Regions from separate parts of the Homo sapiens genome. Here region 1 is linked to region 2. A link is a loop called in an ENCODE intact Hi-C map of the cell type or tissue named here. Cell type or tissue: PC-3. All regions are shown on one strand. Each heading gives the region's core, and the rest is flanking DNA. Links, peaks and the distances in the headings are about the cores only.

Region 1 (4,406 bases), core at 101-4,100, 160 kb before region 2:
ATAGTGACTTCCTTTAAATTAAATCCAAGACTTGAGTTTTTCGGTTTCTGAAAGTAGCAGAAATTTTCATCACCAACTCACAGGAGAGCTGGCTTGTGGTACCAAATTCTCAGGAGACATATTTTCCCCCTCAACTCACTCAAGGTATAAAAGATGTAAATTTTCCTTTCTGCCTTACACACAACTTTTGTTACTATTATTGTTCTGTAATTTTTTGCTTTGTTTAATTTTGTTTTCCTGTCTCAGCCTTTCACAGAGTCCTTTAGAGTCCTGACCCTTATGCTGTGTGTTCCAACTTGACCTCCAGTCTCAGGCTGAACTCAGCTCTGTTTCCTAACCTGTATTACCAGGACACCCAATGTGAAGCCCAAGGAGACCAGGAATATGAAAACGACCCAGGCCCTGCTGCTGTCTGCAGTGCTTTCTTGCTTAGCTCCCTGAACTTCTCCTTTAACTTTATTGTTGGCTTCTGAGGGTTCTGCATACTCTCTTGACAGTACATCAATGTGTACATACATGTGTACATATATAAGTAATTATATTTTAATTGTACCTATATTTTAAATGAGCATATTTTAAATACACAAGCATATTTGTTTCAAAACTTCAATTGTTTGGGAACAAAAAAGGTTTTCTTGCTATTTAATCTACCATACTACTGGTAATTCACTCTTAATTAGAAAGAGACAACCACTAGGTATTTGAGGAATGCCTCCAACTTGGAAGACAGAAACAGAAATAAATAAGCAAAAAAGAAATTCCAAGAAATAAAAGATAAAGCAGGCAGCTGAAGAGAGTTTAAAAAGGGCACACTGGCACACCAAATATATATATATATATATATATATATATATATATATATATATATATATACACACACATACATACATGTATATATAAATATAATATATTTATATACTTGTATATATAAATACATATATGTATGTATATATTTATATATTTATTTAGAATATTACAAAATATATTGCATTCTAAACAAAATGGATGTATTTCTTTTTACCTAAAATAGGAATTTGAGACAGCCAAGTTAAAAGGGCTCCCCAGAGAATCCCCAGCTGTCTTGTGCATTCGGAGGATGGAGTTGGGCCTGGAGAAGTTCTCGCTAGTTTGGGTGGGGGGTGGGGAGGCTGGCCTCTTCTGTCCCTGTGTAGTAATCTGGGATTCAGTTGGTGAAGTAGAGAGCCTGTTAGCAGGACTCCATCTCACTTTGCTGAGTTGTATTTCCTTTTTCCTTTTCGCTCAATGAATTCCACTCATCACCCTTATATGTGTCTGCAAGCCTAATCTTTCCTGGTCATGTGACAAGAACAGTTTTTTCCTACAATAAATAGATGCTCTAAATAGGCAACTGCAATAAAATTAAAAGCTATTATTAAATGGAAATATAGCAGAAGTTTACATTTTCACAGTTTAAAGACACACACACACACAAAGAAATCTATGACAAAGTAGAACAAAAAGATGGAAATTGGAGAGAAAAGATAAACAACTTAGAAGATCAGACAAGGAAGAACAACCACCACAATTGAATATAATGAGATTCATCAATAAAGCAGTGAAAATGAAGATTAGCAAATTACCAAATAATTAATATAAAACGGTTTCCTAGAGTTAAGGGCATGAGTCTGTAGATTGGTAGCACTCACTGAGTTTGCTTCTGGGGCTGAATTCCTCCCTTCCTGTAGCTCTTACAGCCCCCACTACCTCCTGCTGCCCTGCGGCCACACTATGGCAGAGCCAGGAGGCCTGATGCTGGCTCGTGGTGCCCCCAGAGTGCTCCAAATTAATAAAGAAGAGCTAGAGCAATTGGGGTCATGGACAATAAGTGTCTTAGAAAAAGTCATCATCAGAGAAGGGGAACAAGAAGTGCTTTCAACTAAATTTAAAGCAAATGCTTTTATTTAGAGGACTATTTCTGAAAACTTGTAACAATTCGAAGTTAGCTTTAAGACCTTTTTGTGTCTATGGAAATATTAGTGGAGTGAGGCCAACCTGACTTTCTCTTATCCTAACACTGAGGGAAACATGTCCCTTGGGTAGAAATAAGAGAACAATTAAATCAAGACCTGACTGTAATAAGTTTATTTCACATGCTCACTCCTTTTTTCTATGCCTATGCTAGCAGCATGGGCACGGAATCACTACGTTAATATTCAGAGAATGTTTCTTGAGCACCTGTTTCTTCTACACACTGTGTATACAGAAGTGATCAAAAAATATGGTCTCTACTCTGTTTGAGCCTATATACCAGTGAGAAATAAAATTAGAAAGTTCTGGCACCTTTTAGAAAAATTCCCAAAAACATCGTAAGAAAACATCCAATATTGTGATATCTTTAGTGTCCAGTTGGTGTAGCCAGGATTGCAGTGCTCATCAGCACATCAGAATTAGTGACCGTGGGCTTGGAGTTCAAAATTATCCAAAGAATAGTAGACTAAAAAGCTCCCTGGCATAAAGTCTAACATGCCATAAAGATGAGTAAGGATATTTCAAAATTGGGCTTCTGAGGAAGGCTTTATACTGTAAAATGTTTAGCAAACACACTCTTTAATAGTTAACCCTTTAATGAATGACATGATAATCTCTATTTTTATTTTTATTTTTATTTTTATTTAAGAGGGAGTCTCACTCTGTCGCCCAGGCCGGAATGCGATGGCAGGATCTTGGCTCACTGCAACCTCTGCCTCCCGATTTCAAGCCATTCTCCTGCCTCAGCCTCCAGATTAGCTGGGACTACAGGTGCACATCACAACACCTGGCTAATTTAGTAGAGACGGGGTTTCATCATATTGGTCAGGCTGGTCTTGAACTCCTGACCTTGTGATCCGCCTGTCTCAGCCTCCCAAAGTGCTGGGATTACAGGTGTGAGCCACGGAGCCCTGCCTGATAGTCCCTATTTTTAAAGCCTTTTAGAATATAGCTCAAATAATCCTTAAATATTGTTAAATTTTTATTAACATCTTATTTAAATATGTCCTGGCCTAAAAAGAGCACAAAGTCAAAGTAAATATTTGAATCATTAAGAACACAGAGGCATTACCAAAAACAAACTCAAATGACAGGTGTTTATCTTAAACATTGTAGTCATGGCTATAATACTCTGCTTAAACAAATCAGTTACTAATTTTAAAAGAAACATCTTTAAACAGGAAAAAATTCGCAGCGTTCAAAGGCATTTTTGTATCCTCTAGTACAAAATGGAGGAGCATTTTCACTGCATTTTTTGCTGAATCTCATTATTTTTGATAGCGGTTGTTGGTTTTCCTTGTCTGATCTTCTAAGTTGCTTATCTTTTCTCTCCAATTTCCATCTTTTGTCTGTTTGTTCTACTTTGTCATAGATTTTTTTTTGTCTTTTAGTCCTTCTGTGAAAATTTAAACTTCTGCTATCATATTTGTATTTAATAATATCTTTTAATTTTTTTGGTAGTTACCTATTTGTGGATGGGTATCAAAATCACCAGGGGTGCTGTCAAAAATAGATTTTTAGATGTCCTCTGTTGAGAATCTTGTGGGTTTTTATCAAGTTCTTCAGTTCATTCTGATACTACAAGATATGCAAGCCACGCAGTATTCTATAAAATCACATTAGATGCCCTGAATCCTTTAAAAGTATTTGATAAACCAGGATATGCATGTTAATACAAAGATAAGGAATTACTCTAAGAAATTTGAACGAATGATTAAACAACATATACAGTTTATAACTATATCAACAAGAATTTTTTTAACAGTTCCAAGGCATCAGAAACAATATCAAGACTTTTTTATTTTTTTGTTTTTATTTTTATATTTTAGAGGCAGGGTTTCAGTCTGTGCCCAGGCTGGAGTGCAGTGGTGTGATCGTAGCTCACTGCAGCCTTGACCTCCAGGACTCAAGGGATACTCCTGCCTCAGCCTCCCAAAGTGTTGGGATTATAGGGGAGAGCCACCATACCTGGTCACCAAGACTTTCAATGCATTGCCTGGTGTGGTCTCCACAGCTATCATATGAAAGAGCTATAATTATAGTCAGGCAATTTCTCAAGTGGTTATTGACAGTAGATACTGCCAGAGTACATGAAAGCCTATTTATTATGAATTTTTCAGAAGAATGGTGACATTTTTATGTTTAAAATGCTATCATGAAAATGTTTATTAAGATTAATATTTAACATTCAGACCGTTTTTTTTTAAGAAATATATTACTAATTACAGAACATTCTGTACTGGTCAACATGACTTAGCAAAACTGTTTTGATTAATTAAACTTGTTCCCTAAGGCAGAGAAGTTAATTGCTTCTATTATGAGTAGAACCATACTCTTCTGACTGTGATACATAAGCCCCTAGGGTAAGGGAACAGTCAGGTGGAGACACGTTTCTGATGTAGAAAAACAATCCCTGG
Region 2 (4,406 bases), core at 275-4,274:
GGCATGTTATTTACTTTCTTTTATTCACCAATTAATTAACAAACTGAATTGCCATAGTAGTATAGTGTGATTAGTGCTATAATTCCAAATAATATACAACACTTTGATGTGTTTTGTCATTGACCTTAATTATTAGTTTCCTTGAGCCAGAATACAGCATCTAAACTTCACTTTAAAATACAAGATCTGCTTTTTTCTTGAACCAAGTCAAATTTTTTTTTCAATTTTTTTCAGGGCAGTAATTCAATTCCTCAAATATCAAACAACAATGCATTATTAAAAAGTCCCTGTGTAAGTAAGCTATCCTAAGCCCTTTAATTCAGCATCTTAGGCTACCTTGTTGACACTGAACATTCAACCATCAGGTTTCCTTTATTCACTCAAAATGTTATTACGTACCTACTATGTGACAGGCACTATGCCAAATACAGAGGATACAACAATAAAAATAATGTATATAAAATATTTATTTTTGCAATTAAAAGCTTCTTAAGTTTTTACTTTACATTCTAAATCTCATGGCTCTCCTTATGGACTGCTATCTAGAACCCTGAGAATTTCCTCTTTTAAATATATTCTCTTACACTACATCGCTTCTCTCCTTTAACTTCTCCTTGTTCCCACACCCTATGTCATGGTGAAAATTTGCTCTTTGGGAAAACTATCTCTCTTTTCTTCTGTGTATAACTCTGTTTCCTAGGGTTCTCCTATGGTTAGACAGCTAAGTTGGGAGCCTGTTTCCCTTATTAACTAGCTTTAATCCTGAACAACTACTTTGGTCTTTCAAAGCCTCGAAGTCCTCTCTATAAAACAGGGATTAGAAGAAGTATCTTTTTAAAGAGATGTTGTAAGAATGAAATAAAAGCACCCATCACACAAAACATTTATGACAAACAAATAGGAAAGATTCAATAAATGTGAGTACCTATTATTATTATCTTAATCATGTTAATATCATATTTCTAGGGCATCTTTAGAACCATTCATCTTCTTAATCCCATGCCTCCTGCTTGGTTTATTTGTATGCTAGAGTATTCTGGTGCTTCTCCAGTCTTTCCTTATTTATCTTTCTCACTTTATCTTTACCTTGAGCAAACAGTTCGAACCAAAATTTTGGAATTTTTGTCTTCAAAAGAATTCAGTCTGCCAGGCGCAGTGGCTCAGGCCTGTAATCCCAGCACTTTGGGTTGCTGAGGCAGACGCATCACCTGAGGTCAGGAGCTCGAGACCAGCCTGGCCCAACATGGCGAAACCCCATCGCTACTAAAAATACAAAAATTAGCCGGATGTGGTAGTGGATGCCTGTAATTCAAGCTACTTGGAAAGCTGAGGCAGGAGAATCACTTGAACCCAGGAAGCGGAGGTTGCAGTGATCCGAGATTGCACCACTGCACTCCAGCCTGGGCGACAGAGTAAGACTCCATCTCAAAAAAAATAAAAATAAAGAAAGAATTCAATCTTACTAACAAGTAGCTGCCTTTCCTCCTGATTTCTGAATATTTTTCAGCCTTCCCTTTAACCCTGGTCACAATAGCTTTCTCTCTTTTCTACTCATTACCTTGATTCTCAAGTAATGACACTATCCCCTATATTCATTCACCAACACAACATTTTTGGCTTATTCTGACTTCTTCTATCCCAGGGTTATCTATGCTGTTACTTCTCCCGTATAGGAATATTGCCTATTTCAGAGTCTTTGTGCAAAATTAATAGCATTATGACTCTTTAACCTTGGACTAATACAATCTCTAGTGACCATTTTGTATGAGAATAGCTGTGATCTGCTCGCAATTTTTGCTGCAGAAATAAAAAATTTTATTTCTTTTTTTTCCTTCCAGATATTCCCAAGGAGATCATAGATCATTTTATTACTAAAGCTCAACTAACACATTATTTTTATCTCTGACATATGCATTCCAGAGAAAATGTCTGACTCATTCCACTGGGAATTTACAATTATGGCTTATAAAACACAATCTCTCTATGGTTTTTTTCTTTTCTTCACCTCAGAGATTCCACATATTTATTATTTTACTTCTATTGGCCTTTCCTTCTCCTCCTGGCTAATTAGCCAAGCCAGCATTTGAAATCAATACTAGAAGTAACATGTTTTTATCTTCTCTCATTTTTGCACAGTTTACAGAGGTCTACATTTGTCAGGGTGTGGCTCATGCCTTTCAGTTCTACACACCTCTGCAAGCTCTCTGGAACCAACTCTGCACCGTGGTGTCACCCTGAACACTTGTCTCCACCTCCTCCTTCACTACTCTACTCCAGACTTACACCCTTCTCCTCTATTTCCAGGAACTTCCTAAAATTGCTTCCAGGGCTTCTTTGATGTGTGTCTTTCTGTCTGAGGCATCAGCCATCTTGGCTTCAACCCAGGACACACTAAAATATTCCTATAATGTGGGTATGATGAGTTGCCATGCAAATTGAAGTATGCATAACTAAGGCAAAGAAAGAAATTAAGATATTTCAAAAGGTTGTATAATAAACTCTCTTTACTTGGCTTTCTTTGAGAATTAGAAGAAACATTATAAATTCCTTTGATCATAGTGAATATAATATTAATAAATACTCCCATCTTTAAAGTTGAGTTATTATTTTGAGTACTTACAGTAAAGTTTCTCCAATGCCAGCCTAGGAACCCAAGGATTAATATGTAAGCAATGCCGAAATTTATGTGACAAATAAAAGGTGCAAAGAAGTTAATGCATTTGAAGCAATAAATTAACATGTAGACAGATGGTATAACGCTCCTGTGAAAATAAAATTCTAAAATTTACACTTCTGTGAAACCAAAATGTGATCATCAGAGTTCTTTCTAACAAGTCTTATTAGGATGAATTAAACTATACTCTCTGGGTTTACAGATAAATACTAATTAACCTTCATAAAGGGATCAAAAGAAATGGAATTGTTCACTGGGCAAGTAGATACCTGCTGATTTTATTTAAGGTATTTGGGGGAAGAAGAATAAGATATTAAATAAAATAATACAATTTTATTTTTATTTATCTGGGTCTGTGTGTGTTTTAGCTATGTTCAATTGATTAGATAGATAGATATGTTAATTTTCAGATGTAATGAAGGACAATGTGTGTTTTTTTCTCAGTTTAATGAAGTAACATAAGTAGGTCCTAAAAAAAATCATTTACCTGGTACTCAGATTTAAATGTCACACACAGGCATTCCTTTATTACATTAAGTACTTTGTCATTTCTAATTTTAGGTCTAGAAAATTTATCAGCAAGACTGAAAGACAAGTGCCTTGTGAAAAAAAAACACTGTAAACATTTTGTATTAAATATTATTTAAATTATAATTACAGAAAACAATCACATTTTCTTCTATGTGTGAATGTTCCAAGTGCAGATGTTCACACTTTAAAAATATGTAATCATTTATTTGCTATTCAGCTATGTTATTATATTTTCCACAAATCAATGGGAAATATATTTTGATAAAAAACATAGCCAAACTATAAATAGAGTAATTATGATAAATCAAAGATTTAAAAGACTGGCCCTGTTGTTTTCTCATAGACAACTAACAATTATTAATGAATTAATTTTACTTTTTCCAAAAAAGGCACTTAATTTCTGTTACAAAAAACTTTGTTCTCCCATTATTTTCAGGATGCGTAATTTTAAAATGAATCCCCAATATTTAAAAGAGATAACAATATGTAAAATTATCTCTTGGTCTCCTCACTATTACAGACTCTCAATATGGAAACAAATCCAAATATTTGTATTCAGGAAGCTCAGTAAATAATTGTGGTTACAGTCATAAAACTTTAGTGTGTCATAAAGTTATGCTTAATTATCTTTGTTTATATTATAGTCCATCTTTCTACAGACTTTTATTAGGGTGTCTATTTTCCCCTGTAGTAACTTATTAATTTAACAATTATTGACTGAGCACCTGTCATATATTAAACAAAGTAATAAAAGAGTCCCATAAACTCCAGAAAATTGCAATCCATAGAAAACTAGAGAAAAATACATGACTAGCTAGTGTAAAAAGAAAATGGTAACTTTCATGAAAGAGACGTGAGGCAGCACCAGGGAAACACGGAGCACCATATTCCTTACGGCAGGTGGAATCTCAGCCGCACATCTTCATGTTCCGCAGGTCAATAAAGATTGTGGAATAAAGAAATAGAAGTAATGACAAATCTAAGGATGCTATCATTGATGAGCACCCACATGTAATTTGTTAGAGAAAGAAAAAGTTCCAGGAGAAATACAGAAAACAAGAAGTCAGAGACATTTTAAAAATTGAATGTAATGCTGCAAAAGCTGAAAAGGGAACTATTTTTCAAGAAAAGACCTACAGCCAACGGGGTTCTGGACGCTCAGTGAGGCTGCAGATGGGCAGAGGACTGTTGATATTGGGAG

What was found. A loop is a pair of places that touch in the nucleus more often than their neighbours do. Peaks named below come from ENCODE experiments on the same cell type or tissue, not always from the same donor. Only the 100,000 strongest peaks of a DNase experiment are listed, where the experiment ranks them.
Region 1: it touches region 2 in a loop (2.9-fold over the local background); 1 of 110 quality-filtered maps calls a loop at or near these places.

Annotation. Positions count from the first base shown.
Region 1 is chr4:175,710,586-175,714,991 of GRCh38, forward strand. The region is part of intron 1 of GPM6A (glycoprotein M6A); the gene reads right to left. Among named protein-coding and RNA genes, the nearest start is that of GPM6A-DT, 78 kb to the right of the region's middle. In PC-3, for the core only: no CTCF peak of the experiment used is centred there; no DNase peak of the experiment used is centred there; H3K27ac peaks cover 467 bases.
Region 2 is chr4:175,870,043-175,874,448 of GRCh38, forward strand. It overlaps a transcript of GPM6A not described here. Among named protein-coding and RNA genes, the nearest start is that of GPM6A, 60 kb to the left of the region's middle. In PC-3, for the core only: no CTCF peak of the experiment used is centred there; no DNase peak of the experiment used is centred there; H3K4me3 peaks cover 516 bases; H3K27ac peaks cover 550 bases.